Regions from separate parts of the Mus musculus genome. Here region 2 is linked to region 1. Evidence: chromatin loops called from intact Hi-C (ENCODE). Cell type or tissue: left cerebral cortex. All regions are shown on one strand.

Region 1 (2,500 bases):
CCGCGTCGGCCCCCGCCCGCCGCCGACTCCGTGCGCGGGGGCTCCGGCTCGCTGAAGGTCAAAGCCGAGCACGCCGCGTGCCGTGGAGCTCTCGCAGGCACGGGGAGAGGCGTGGAGGGTCCGGAGAGCGGGGCCGAGGGTCTGCGAGCGCCGGGCGCGCCGGGACAGGCTCGCAGGCAGCTTCCCTGTCGCTCGCCTCTCTCGAGTTCGCCCGGTGCGCTCGCTCCTCCTCGGTTCCCCCCCCCCCTCCTTTTTTTTTCCGCTCAGCGGAGTTAATGCTGGTAAACAAGAACCTCAGCCTCACCGCGCCGCCGCCGCCGCCGCCACACACTGGGGGCTCTACGCGCGCGCTCTCGGGGCCGCGCACACGTGCCCGCGCGCACACTCCAAGCGGCTACAGCCGCAGTCCCGGCGCGCCGAGGGCCGGGCCCCGACTCGGCAGGCGCCAAGAGCCGGAGTTCGGGATCGCAGGGACGTGCGGAGCGGAGCGCGGGCGTGGGGAGCCGGGCCCAGGAGGCACCGCCCCCCGCGCCTCCACCCGCGCCGGCCCCCGCGCGCACACTGAGCCACGCGCGCGCCCACGCTTCCGCCCCCACCCGCACTGCGCCGGCCGGCCCTGTCCGCACCCTCCCCTCCCGCAGGACTCCAAAAAACAATGCCCGGGGCGCCGGTGGGACTCGGTGGCCAGGGGGGCGGCGGCAGGGCGGGCGGGCAGCAGAGCGGGCGGGCTGCGGGCGCGGTGGGCGGGGAGTGCGGCCTCGGAGCTTCATTGAAAACAACAACAGCGCGGCTGGAGAGCGCGCTGGCCGACTCCGTGAAAAAGCTTCATTGTTTCTTGCAGCTGTTGCAAAATAAATAAATAAGTGCATGCATGCGGCATTTTTTTCGCAGTGTGGTGGAAAGCCCGGACGCGACGGGAGGGGCACACCTGGGGGAAAGGGGACCCCTGAAGACTGCTACGCAAGGCACTTTCCACGCCAGGCTTGGGCGCCCGTGGCGGCGCTCCTTGGGTGTTCCGGTGCTTGCGCGCAGTCGGGGAGCGGACAGGGTGCGGTCCGCGAGGCTCTATTCTCGAAGCACAGCGATTCCACCGCGGGCCCCCAGCCCTGGAAAGGGAACCCAGACAGGCGGCCCCTCGTGCCCAGGACCCGTCTCCGCGGCGGCCGCCAGAGGGCGCGACCGCAGCCTGGGAGGGCTGGCTCCGGGAATGTCGCCTCCCTCCCTCCGGGGGAGGAAATGTGGGGGCCCCGAGTCGGGGACCGACTCGGCTGGGTCGTGCTAGCCGGGCCTCCCAGCCCCATTCCTCTCCCGCCCTGAGGGCGCTCCACCGCATCGTGCTGGTCCGTGCTCCACCACGTGGGCAGCTGCGGAGAAGGACCGCAGCGCGTGTCAGGCTGCGGGAACCCGCAGCTGGGGGGCGTGTCCGAGGGCTTCCCAGGGAGGGGATTGCGGGCGGGGACCCTAACCCGGACAACGTCGTCTGGCTCGGGTCCCAGTCTTAGGAATGTGCGGCCGCCACCCGGAATCGGTGGCCACTGCAGAAACCCACCCGCACCTGCCTCCATTCCCCCCTCCCCTCCGCGTCCCTCTAGCTTCATTTGATCTGTAAGTGACTTGAAACTAGCACCAGCCCAAGTCTCCTCGGTGTTTTTTCTCAACTGTGCCAGGGGAGAGGTTTCCCCAAGACGAGGCTTTCCCAGGACTGCCATCTAATGAACAAACACTGCGGAGGCCAGGTCCTCAAAGGGGGAGAAACCAGCAATGGCTAGAGAAAGGAGTTTGAAATACGTGGACTTTTAAAAATAGTGATTTGATCACGTGTCGCCCTTAATGCGGTCGGGCTTCATGACTCAGGCTAATTGATATCCACGATAAATAAAAAGATGGCTCATAAGAGTTGGGAATGTCTGGATCAAATAGAAGTGTTTGTCTTATAAACAGTCGGACTGTCTGGTTGGTGGAGAGGACCAGTTCTGTAGCAAAGAAAGGTTTCTTTCATTACTCAAATAGTAAAAGATTTCGGCATTGCATTTATATGCACCCCATCTTTCATAAGGGATTTTTTTTTTTTTTTTTTTTTTTTTTTTTTACTAAATTTAGAGCTGAAAACAAATCAAAAGCTACCGTAAAGGAAACTAAGCCCATATTTTTCTGTATCATCTGAATCAGTTTTTCCCTTGGAAATGTTGAGCTACGTTCAGTGAATCGGTTCTATAGAAGGAACGTTTCCGAAGGAAGGAAAGAAAAGTACATACATAGGGCTGTTTTGTTTACCGGAAACTTGCCTTGTTTTTAAAATAAATTGTGCCAGTTTTAGATGTTCCTGAACGTTAAGAAATAAATACATTAGAACTTTCACTTAGATGCAACATTTAAAAATACAAATCCAGGTTTCTAATATCAAAGTATTTCTTCAGAGCATTCCCTGCACCGAAGGGGTCCTTAGTAACTCCAGCCTGGTGCTCTCAGCATATAATTCAGATGCAGAGGAATAACAGTA
Region 2 (2,500 bases), 94 kb before region 1:
ATATAACCCTAACAGCAAAATAGTAAGAATTACAGACCCATCTCAAAACTGCTATTATAAAACATTAAATATTAGCAACAATTATGGTTTATTCAGGAACGCAAAGATGACTCAGTATTTCAAAATCTAATCAATATAAATTATGCCACAAAATAAAAGCAAGAGCTCACAATTACATTGTGTCAAAAGGCATTTAATGAAATGCATCAGCTTCTCTCAATTAAAATTAGAACAGGAATGGACACAACAGCCTTAGATGGAATACACTGTTACTGACTAAAACTCAGAGTGTCCATTGCTTAAGCACAGAAGGTTCTTATTTGAACCAGTACAGTGAGTACCCTTATCTACAAACACAAAAGCAACAGTAAACAGACAAGGTTGAATATGTAGTCATTAACAAGAGAATTTAATATCATCTTGTTTAGGAGCAAAGGGAAACAGATTAATGATATTTGCCCATCGATATAAGATAGCTAATTAAGAATCATTCATGAAAATCATGAACTTCTATAATTTAGAATCTTATTTAAATATTTGCAATGGACAAGTGATCTATACATCAAGAAAAATTAATTAAAACTATACAAAACACTGTTAAGAACTATCCTTTATATAATATCATGAGCTCCCTTTTAAAAAACCTAGGCCCAATATATTGGATGCATGTATTTATTTTTACATGCTGAGAGGAAAAACAAAGACCAAGGACAGTATGTTTTCCACCTGTATATTACCCACTCCCCAGCACACAATGTTTGGATCACTTAATCTATGATCTGAGCTCTATGTATGATAATCAAGACATCTACCAGTGAGTCACACACCTAGATCACCTGAAGTACTAAACTGTTTGTGTGTGCGTGCCTGCGTGTGTGTGTGTGTGTGTGTGTGTGTGCGTGCGTGCATGCATGTATGTGTAAGTTTTTATTTACTTTGCTCTGTTTTTCTGAGCTAGGTCTTGTCAAGCATCCCTGGATGGGCTCCAGGATTCCATCCTTGTTCAAGTTCCCCACATGCTGGGATTACAGGCTCTTGTAAGCAGAGACCAGATACACCTGCATTTGCACAAACAGCTAATGACCGACTGGTCGACATATTGGTGAATATATACAGAGTACCTCGGAGGCATACAAAACTTTGAAAACAATCGCCCCGTGGATAATTTATCAGAAGGGGAGGCAGGAAACACCCTGCGATGGCTGCTTCAGGTCAGCTTGGATTTCGATCCTGACTACACTTAGCCTATGGGAAGGGGATGATGATGGCCAGTCCTTACTGGCCTGTTGAGTAAGGATGAAACGTTTACACCTAGTGTTAAACCCAGTCATTACTGGTATATTTTATTATTAGCTCATTCTTCTAAAAAAAAAAATAATGGCAGAAAGAAGGATTTTCAACTACCCCACTGTGGGTTTCCAAGGCCCTGCCTGTCAGCAGCTACATCCACAGCATGTGCTACTTCCCAATATAGTTGGGTGGGTGTTTGGGTGGTTGCTTCCAGCTCCCAGACTGAGGCAGCTGGTAGGTGAGCTGAGGGTCTCCCCAAAGCTTATCACCACTATCCCACCAACCCTCGGCTTCTAATTGGCACTTTAGAAACTGCAACTTCTCTCAATACTTACAGGCAGACTGCTGGCAGGGACATCCTGGAGATGACTCAAGACTTGAAGAATGAGAAAGGGCACAGGAGGCACTAAAGGAGGCCTCTATGTCCAAAGCCCCCGGGACAGGAATAGAGTGGAACAGAAACCACAAGGGAGCTCATGCTACGTCTTTTTTTCTTTAAGGGAAAGAAAAAAAATGTCCACACACAGTCACCTCCATGTCCACCTCCACGTCCTGATACTCATCCAATGTAATGTGCTGATAACATTATTAATTAAGAACGAAATATGAAGTAGAAAACCATCAACAGAGATAGGTAAAGGAGTTAAGTTATACACTGTAAATGGCTTTGAATTCCTATCAAAGGAAAGTCAAGGCTTTCGTAAGAAATGAAAGGTTCTTAAAAATGACAGAAACATTGCAGTATCAAACAGAGATTGTTCCAAAAGTGAAAGGGGCCAAGCAGTGCCCAGCAACTACATCCTTTTAAGAAAGACAAACTGGAGAACAAGAAGAAACAAAACATCCGGCGATCCTGACGTTATCACTTCTCTACAGCAGAAAGGCCTCCTGCTCACGTTTTCCAAGCTATGTGCTTTGTGATCCAAATAATATTATACAAGGAAATAAAACCATCTGTGAGGAACATTAATTCACCATGGCTTGGCTACCACGGAATTCTTCTCAATCTCTCCGCAGATAACTTTAAAACTAAATGAACTAAGCCAAAAGTAGCTGGGGTGTGTGTGTGTGTGTGTGTGTGTGTGTGTGTGTGTGTGTGTGTGAGAAATTCAATTAACTTTATAACTGCACTTTTGAGAGTGAAGCCACATTTTCTATAAGGGGGATATATCAAAATTTCCCTGGTTCTCTAACCTAGACACATTCCTGA

Evidence for each region. Peaks named below come from ENCODE experiments on the same cell type or tissue, not always from the same donor. Only the 100,000 strongest peaks of a DNase experiment are listed, where the experiment ranks them.
Region 2: a loop joins it to region 1, with 2.0 times the contacts of the local background. A loop is called at or near these places in 2 of 42 quality-filtered maps.

The regions. Positions count from the first base shown.
Region 1 is chr7:67,949,732-67,952,231 of GRCm38, reverse strand. No RefSeq gene overlaps it. Among named protein-coding and RNA genes, the nearest start is that of Igf1r, 1.3 kb to the left of the region's middle. In left cerebral cortex, CTCF peaks have their summits at 965 and 1,166 (motif pointing right); DNase peaks (open chromatin) are centred at 424, 939 and 1,103; H3K4me3 peaks cover 2,152 bases; H3K27ac peaks cover 1,900 bases.
Region 2 is chr7:68,043,981-68,046,480 of GRCm38, reverse strand. The region is part of intron 2 of Igf1r (insulin-like growth factor I receptor); the gene reads right to left. Among named protein-coding and RNA genes, the nearest start is that of Gm51488, 92 kb to the left of the region's middle. In left cerebral cortex, no CTCF peak of the experiment used is centred here; a DNase peak (open chromatin) is centred at 1,530.